Regions from separate parts of the Homo sapiens genome. Here region 1 is linked to region 2. Evidence: chromatin contacts called from ENCODE Hi-C or POLR2A ChIA-PET data. All regions are on one chromosome and are shown on one strand. The core of a region is the stretch at or near the end of the contact, and the rest is flanking DNA. Distances in the headings are between cores, read along the strand shown. Region 1 holds the start of RSAD1 (radical S-adenosyl methionine domain containing 1). Region 2 holds the start of UTP18 (UTP18 small subunit processome component).

The links. Hi-C counts contacts between places; a loop is a spot of excess contacts on that map. ChIA-PET counts read pairs that join two places held with the same protein, here RNA polymerase II (POLR2A). Pooled maps may share reads with other maps.
Region 1: a pooled map shows a loop between it and region 2 (11-fold over the local background). The contact joins the promoter of RSAD1 here to the promoter of UTP18 in region 2. A Hi-C loop is called at or near these places in 5 of 50 pooled maps. POLR2A ChIA-PET finds 5 or more read pairs at or near these places in 2 of 52 experiments (GM12878 and HEK293).

What each region holds. Positions count from the first base shown.
Region 1 is chr17:50,477,134-50,481,283 of GRCh38, forward strand. RSAD1 (radical S-adenosyl methionine domain containing 1) reads left to right here and starts at 1,727. Exons shown (of 9, transcript NM_018346.3): 1 at 1,727-1,886; 2 at 2,496-2,629; 3 at 2,747-2,951. The coding sequence starts at 1,752. RefSeq lists silencers at 1,493-1,982, 2,554-2,940.
Region 2 is chr17:51,258,953-51,262,912 of GRCh38, forward strand. UTP18 (UTP18 small subunit processome component) reads left to right here and starts at 1,594. Exons shown (of 14, transcript NM_016001.3): 1 at 1,594-1,974. The coding sequence starts at 1,633. It overlaps MBTD1 (mbt domain containing 1), which reads right to left and starts at 1,097. Exons shown (of 17, transcript NM_017643.3): 1 at 883-1,097; 2 at 191-254. RefSeq lists silencers at 835-1,154, 1,495-1,604, 1,955-2,144 and an enhancer at 2,615-2,664.

The sequences.
Region 1 (4,150 bases), core at 477-2,976, 780 kb before region 2:
GCATGGGCCACCACGCCCAGCCAGCCAGACTTGTACTGAAGCTGAGGGACCCCAGAAACCAGCCCGCCCTGTTTTTCGTTTGTTTGTTTGTTTGTTTGATACAGAGTCTCACTCTGTCTCCCAGGCTGGAGTGCAGTGTCGCCATCTGGGCTCACTGCAACTTCCGCCTCCCAGGTTCAAGCAATTCTCCTGCCTCAGCCTCCCGGGTAGCTGGGACTACTGGCACGCACCACCACACCTGGCTAGTTTTTTGTATTTTTAGTAAAAACGGGGTTTCACCGTGTTAGCCAGGATGGTCTCAATCTCCTGACCTTATGATCCGCCCGCATCGGCCTCCCAAAGTGCTGGGATTACAGGAGTAAGCCACCGCGCCCGGCTTCTGCCCTGGGCTTTATACCCTGGGGCCATGTGACATGTTGGGCTGAAGTGTTGAAGGACATGCTTTTTCTAGGGGGACTGGAACAGAGCATGGCTGTGCTGGCCAGTCCTTCCTTCCCTCAGGATGTTGCATTCTCTGCACACTCTACAGTTTTATTTATTTATTTATTGAGACAGTCTTGCTCCATCACCCAGGCTGGAGTGCAGTGGCACTGTCTCAGCTCACTGCAACCTCCGCCTCCCAGGTTCGAGGGATTCTCCCTGCTCAGCCTCCCGTGTAGCTGGGATTACAGGTGCCCACCACCACGCTTGGATAATTTTTGTATTTTTGGTAAAGACGGGGTTTCAGCATGTTGGCTAGGCTGGTCTTGAACTTCTGATCTCAAGTGATCTGCCCGCCTCGGCCTCCCAAAGTGCTGGGATTACAGGCGTCTACAGTTATTCTTGAGAACTACAAGCAAGAAAGGAGGGGAGAACCAGGTCAGTTCAAGGCCACTGGGAGAACTGTCCTGCACCGCCTGCCTCTGAAGCCCATGATGTTTCTGCTTTGTGGGACAGTTGTTCAGGTGCCTGCTTCCCCAGGCCTTCCCCTGCGCCTTCCCCCTCTCTCCTACACACACCATCTGACTGTCCTTCCAGCACGTACACCTCCAGATGCTTGGGTTGGCCTGACCCAAAACAGTCTACTCTCCCGGCCAAGCCAATTGCCCCTGGGATTTTCTGCTCCTCCAAGATCCCGTGCATAGCCCTGGTGGTGGCTCATGCCCTTAATCCTTAGTTACTCTAGATGCTGAGGCAGGAGGATCGCTTGAGGCCGAGGAGTTCAAGACCTCCCCTCTCCCAAATATTTGTAAATGAAATTAAAAGAAAGATCCAGCCCAAGTGTCTCTTCTGCCCTACTGACTCCCACACTCTTAAAACAGATGACCTCACAGCACTGAGGCGGACGGCTCTGGTGTCCAGCAGGCACGGAATTAATACGCCTTGCCTGTCCTGGCCGGTTGGCTTGCCTCTCTCCTGCCAGAATGCAACCTGGCTTTATGCACCTAGATGTCCCCAGCGCCCAGTTCTGAGCCAGGCACATCAAATGTCAAGGAATTGACTGAACAAACTAAGAGCTCCTGGATGGGTCCGGGAACTCGCCCGGGCACAAGGTGCCAAAAGGCAAGCAGCCCGCCTCGCGGCCTGGGGAAAGAACCGACAGGAGGCCGCAGTGAGCGCCCGGGCGCCCGGCAGGTGGCGCCGCAGCCCCGGGCCCGGGCCCTCTTGTCGCGCGGTCACGCAGCCCCTCTTCCTTCCGCCGGCTGCGCACTCACAGTGATCCCTGCGCGCGTCTCCTGCTCGGGTCAGTGCGCCGCGCTGCGCTGGGCGCCATGGCGCTCCCCGGAGCCCGGGCTCGCGGCTGGGCGGCAGCAGCCAGAGCGGCCCAGAGGCGCCGCCGCGTGGAGAACGCAGGAGGGTCCCCGAGTCCTGAGCCTGCGGGCCGGCGCGCGGCGCTTTACGTACACGTGAGTAGGGGCGGGGGCGGAGCCCACGGTGTGTGGCCGCAGCCCTGGCCGTGACCGTGGCCGTCCAAAACCCAGGTGGCGGTTTGTCACTCTATGAACCCGCCTGCCGTGTTTCCGTGCCCCCGTACGAGGTCTGGGATGGGACCCTGTGCTTTGGCAGGGAAATGACTTGGTCCAGAAACCTGAAGTCTCTGCTACTCACCGGCTCGGTGACTCTGACCAAATGGTTCAAATTTCATAACAATTTTCCTCTTAGCAAGACAAAATTTTCTTAAGAGCAGTGTTCTGACTCGGTAGCTGGGAAAATGGCTCATAGGAAAATTGTATGAAAATTATATGATCCCAGAAAGAGCTTGGGTTGAATTCCTTCCTGACGTCTGCTGGTTGGAAGAGGCAGCGTAACAAAGGAGTGAGCCTCAGTTTTCTCACATTGAAGTGGATGTAATAACCCCAGTGCGACCTGCCTTGGGGAGTTGTGTGGCTTAGATGTCCTAGCTACTGTGGAAAGACCTCGGGATAGGGGTGGGGGTGGGGTTGGGGGTGTGTGCGACTGAACCCTGGAAGTGGCCAGGGCAGCTCTCACCGCGCACGTGCACTCACTGCCCCCAGTGGCCTTACTGCGAGAAGCGCTGCAGTTACTGCAACTTCAACAAGTACATCCCTCGCCGCCTGGAGGAGGCTGCCATGCAGAAGTGTCTGGTGACCGAAGCTCAGACGCTGCTGCGGCTCAGCGGGGTGCAACGGTGGGTAGTGGGGGCTGTAGGCAGCGTTTTGGGAAATATTTGGAGGAGTGGTGGGGGATAGGTGCAGGCATCCCAGAGGGCTCCCCCAGGTCTCATTTCTCCATTCTCTTTCCCCAGGGTGGAGTCTGTGTTCTTTGGTGGGGGGACCCCCAGTCTAGCCAGTCCCCACACGGTGGCTGCTGTCCTGGAGGCTGTGGCACAGGCAGCCCACCTGCCTGCAGACTTGGAAGTCACATTGGAGGCTAATCCTACTTCAGCTCCGGGCTCCAGACTGGCAGAGTTCGGGGCAGCAGGGGTTAACAGGTTGTCTATAGGCCTCCAGGTAACCCATGGCACTCACCCCATCCCAGTGCACCCCGCCCTTCAGTGCCATCTCCTCTTTGGTCACATTCATTCATTGGGCAAACATTGATTGAGCACCTTCTGGGTGCCAGGGACACAGTAGGGCCTAGTGCGACACTTTTATAACTCCTTAATTGTCTGCTGCTGTCATAGACCACAGACTTTATGAGAAAGGGATCAGGTGTGGCTTTTCTATTTCAAACACTTACCATAGTGCCTGGCACATAGTAGGTGGTCAAAAAAGATTTGCTACATGACACGGGAGACGCAGACATGTAGCCAGATTATTGCAGCATGGTAAATGTCACCTGTAAAGGGGGTCTCTATAAAAGGCTTCTAGAGTACAGCCTGAAGGGAGGTCACTCTGATGAAATCACTGAAACTTCTCTGGAGGAGATGTTTGAATGAAGAGGAAGAGTTCACCAGGTGAGGGGGTGTGGGGGAAACGACACAGGCCATGGAAGAGCCTGGCATGTTTTGGGGGAGTTGTGAGTCATTCCTTGTGATTGGAGAGGCTGGAAACAAGGTTGCAAGGTAGAGTCCAAAACCTTTGGTGCCTACTAAGGAGTGTGGGTTTTGTCCTAGTAATGATAGGGAGCCATTGAAGGTTTTTAAGTAGGGAGAAACCTAGTCGTCTCAGGTTGACCTCCGATATTTCCGTAGGACTTCCGGGTTGTGGGCTTTGTTCTGATGGAATATGCTGACAGAAACACATCACTTCTAAGATATTCTTACCCCAAAGCGCATATCTTGAATCTAATTGTCAGGAAACCCTGAATTAAGAGATTTTTACAAAATTATTGTGGTAAGAACAGACAGCATGAGATCTACCGTCTTAACAAGTTTTTAAATGTACATACAGCACTGTTAACTATAAGCACAGTGTTATACAGCCAATCTGTAGAAATTATTCATTTTAAATAATTCATTTAAATAATTATAATTCGTAAATAATAATAATTTATTTAAATTCATTAAATTATTCATTTTAAACAACTGGCCTGTATTCTTCAAAAATGCCAGTGTCATGAGAGACAAAGAAAGGCTGAGAATCTAAAGGAGACAGAAGAGACAGCTGAATACAATGTGTGGCCCCTGACTGGGGAGGAAGGAGGAAATTACTACAGTAGATGTTATTGGGACCATTAGCCAAATTTGAATATGACAATGTATTATGTA
Region 2 (3,960 bases), core at 344-2,843:
GTGGGTGAGGAGGATGTGAGAGAAAATTTGAGAAGTAAAAAAAGGAGCAACTTAACCAGGACATGAATGAGACTGAAGGGTCTAATAAGGGTAGGCAGACAACAATTAGAACTACTGAAATATGGGCTTTCCTGGGCAGTAGTGAGCTCTCAGTGCTTTTAGGGGTGTAAGCAGGGTTCAGACTACCTACCACTTGTCAGAGAGGCTGCAGAGGGGACGGCTGCTTTGGATGACCTCTAATGTCTCTTCCGACTCTGAAATGTTAGGATTCTTATTTCACAAAGGAGAACGCAATGGTCACAGAAGTCCACCGACTTGAAACCCTTTTAAATATGCAGCCTTGGAGGCTGCTTCCCAAACACCACTCCCACCTCTCCCGCACGTGCCCACCCCGCCCCCTTTCAATATTTCCACCTCCACGTGCAAACCGCCTCGCGGCACTGCCCCCAAGGCAGATAGACACCTTCCCCTGCAAAGCAACGAAACTGTGCTCCCCCTCCCCGCCAAGAAGAGAGGACTACTCCACTCTCCCACCCTGGGTGGCTAAAAAAGGAAAAGTCTCGGATCCAGCCTTTCCCCCCTAGCCAGAGCAGGGGGCGGGGGCAGGACGCAGAGAAAAACTTTCTTCTCGAATTTTTCTTCCAAAGGGTGGAGGAGATGGAGAGAACCCCAACGAGTCCAAGGCTGACGGGGTGGGGGGAGGGGAACCCCTGAATCGTTTAACGGCTGGAAGGGGGAGGGGGGCTCCGGAGGTTGAGAGGGCGTGGGATGGAGAAGCAGGCCAGGGAGCGGGGTCAGGGAGCTGCGGGGTTCCTGGGGTCGGAGAGCTGCAGGCGTCCCCCCCACCTGGCACACAAAGCGGCTGCCGCGCTCGGCTCTCACCAGATCCTTTGTGTTTTCCATCAGGGCCTCATGGGTAGGGGTTGTCCGTGCTCCCCGAGCCCGCGGCGCCCCCTCCCCGGGCTGGGGGCAGGTGCCTCTCCCCGGGACTGCGGCGACTACAGGGGGCCCCCGGCTGGGCCCAGACCGGTGGCGGGTGCAGCAGCCCCCGGATTTCCCCCCTTTAACTCGGGTGGCCCCAGGATATCAACAACATTAGCATAGCCCTCCCTCCCCAGCGCGCCTGCGCCGTGACCCGCGCCCCGATTGGCCCACTTCCCTACATACCCTCCTCTCTCGCTTCCACCGTGGGACCCTCTGCAGGCTCCGTACTCCAAGGACCGTACCAAGACGAAGGGTGGAAAGCGTATTGGGGCTTGTGTCAAGTCAAGTGGTTACAGCCAAGAGGAAAAGCAGAAGTTCCATTCAGCCGTCCCAGTGTATAGTCGGGGTTTCTTGCGCTCCTTTCAATATGTTGCAGCTGCGAAATTGTGTTGGAAAAATTTTCCACTCCAGTCACGCCGCTTCCCCCTACACCCGGAAGATTGGCCCTCCCGGAGGAACTCCCACACGGGGCGGGGCTGGGTAGGGGAGCGGGAGTTACGTAGAGGGAGGGAGTGCTGGTCACGTGGCAAGAGGCTGCGCAGGCTCCTTCCGGCCCCCGGGGCTTCGGCGGCGGCGGCCCGCGAGGGGCCTGGGCGCATGCGCAGCGAGGTTCCACGTGAGCGCCTGCGTTTCTCCTCAAACCTAACGATGCCGCCGGAGCGGAGGAGACGAATGAAACTGGACCGGAGAACCGGAGCGAAGCCGAAGCGGAAGCCCGGAATGAGGCCGGACTGGAAAGCCGGAGCGGGGCCAGGCGGGCCTCCCCAAAAGCCTGCCCCTTCATCCCAGCGGAAACCGCCGGCCCGGCCGAGCGCGGCGGCCGCTGCGATTGCAGTCGCGGCGGCGGAGGAAGAGAGACGGCTCCGGCAGCGGAACCGCCTGAGGCTGGAGGAGGACAAACCGGCCGTGGAGCGGTGCTTGGAGGAGCTGGTCTTCGGCGACGTCGAGAACGACGAGGACGCGTTGCTGCGGCGTCTGCGAGGCCCGAGGGTGAGGGAGGCCGCGGCGCGCGGGCTGGGCGCACTCGGGCGGGGCGCGCGGTGGGCGGTGAAGCTCCGGGGGGCGGAGCCTGGGCGACCTGCGGCGGCGGGGAGCGCTCAGGTGGGAGGGAGCCCGAGAACGCGGGCGCGGAGGGTCGCAGCTGCGGGTCCCTCGCCTCCCTGCTCCAGACTGAAAGTGCCTGGAGGGCGGGGACCGCGTCTTTCTCCGCCCCTGGAGGCGCCGCTGCTCGGGTATCTGCTTTGCGAACTGTGGTCGTGAGCATCTTTCGCTGCTGCTCGACTCCGCTAGCCTCTTCCCAAACTGAGGGTGGTCTTTTGATCACCTGCCTCAGTTCCTTGTGATTCAGGAATTCGATTTCGTTGATGGAATCAATTCGTGGGCACGGGCCTGGGCATCTCCGTTGTAACTATGTCCCCATGTGACTATGAGACCCACCATGTTTTGAGAATGATCGTGTATTCCGTTCATTTAGCAAATATTGGTGAACCTGTTAGTTGCCAGATACCCTTTCTGGCAATGGCAAACCCTGCGTGATTGATCATACTTTTTGCACACATTTTGCTATCCCTTTAAATTCTATACCAGGCTTTTCTTGAGAGAGTCCCGGACATTGTTCTAGGCACTGGAGGAGACACAGCAATGGACAAAACTGACAAAAATCCCTGCCTTTTGGCGCTTGTGTGCTAGTGGCAGAGACAAGATAGAGGAGATAAACGAGTAAACTTCAGGTTTGTTGGTGACAAGTGCTGAAGAGAAAAAAGGACATTCGGGAAAGGGAGATGGGCGTGTGTAGAGGCCTGTGAAATTTTAGATAAAGGGGGCAGAGGAAAGCTCACCGAGAATTACCCAGGCCATGTTTATTACACAAATGCTGACCTAGTTAATGTCAGCTGCTTACCAGAGCCGCCTTCGGGTGCTTGTAGGAGAAGTGGCAGCAATCTTTTTGGGAAGTACAGAACTATTACTGGAAACATGCTGAACTGTGCGACGGTTTTGTCGTCTGGAAAAGGAACAGTGTACGGAGGTGGGAGCTGTTGGGTTTGAAGGCTATTAGACTAGTAGTAGAGCAAGTAGAAACCACTTGGACATTTCTATCATTGGTTTTGGGAAGCTCAAACTCACTTCAAGGGATATTCTGTGGTCTAGGTTTAGATTTTTTTTTTTTTTTAGACTCGCCCTGTCGCCCAGGCTGGAGTGCAGTGGCGCCATCTCGGCTCACTGCAACCTCCACTTCCTGGGTTCAAGCGATTCTCCTGCCTCAGCCTCTGGAGTAGCTGGCATTACAGGCGTGCGCCACCACGCCTGGCTAATTTTTTTTTGTATCTTTAGTAGAAACGGGGTTTCACCATCTTCGCCAGGCTGGTCTCAAACTCCTGACCTCGTGATCCGCCCGCCTCGGCCTCCCAAAGTGCTGAGACTACAAGTGTGAGCCACCGCACCCGGCCTAGGTTTAGATTTGATAGTATAAACTTTATGGTATAAATTTATAACTTTAGAATTTAGATTTAATGGTATATTTATTTTTTACTTATTTAGAGATACGGTCTAACTTTGTCACCCAGACTGGAGTGTAGCGGCACCTATTAGTCTTCCATCTCCCTTTTGCTAATAGTAACTGGTTGCTCTTCTTGTTGGTCACAGATAAATTACACCTGCACAATTCTCCGAACACTTTAAACTCAGAAGTCAGCTTCATCCTCCTAGGCTCAAGTGATCCTCCTGCCTCTGCCTCCCAAGTAGTTAGCTGGGGCCACAGGTGCACACCACACACCCAGCTAAATTTAAAAATTTTCTGTAGAGACGAGATCTCCCTATGTTGCCCAGGCTGGACTCGAACTCCTGGGCCCAAGCAGTCCTCCCACCTTGACCTCCCAAAGTGTTGGGATTACAGGCATGAGGCATTGCGCTCTCTGCTGGTATAAAGTTTCTTAAGGAGGTAGGGGGTCAAAAACAGATTGGGAAAATGGAGATATC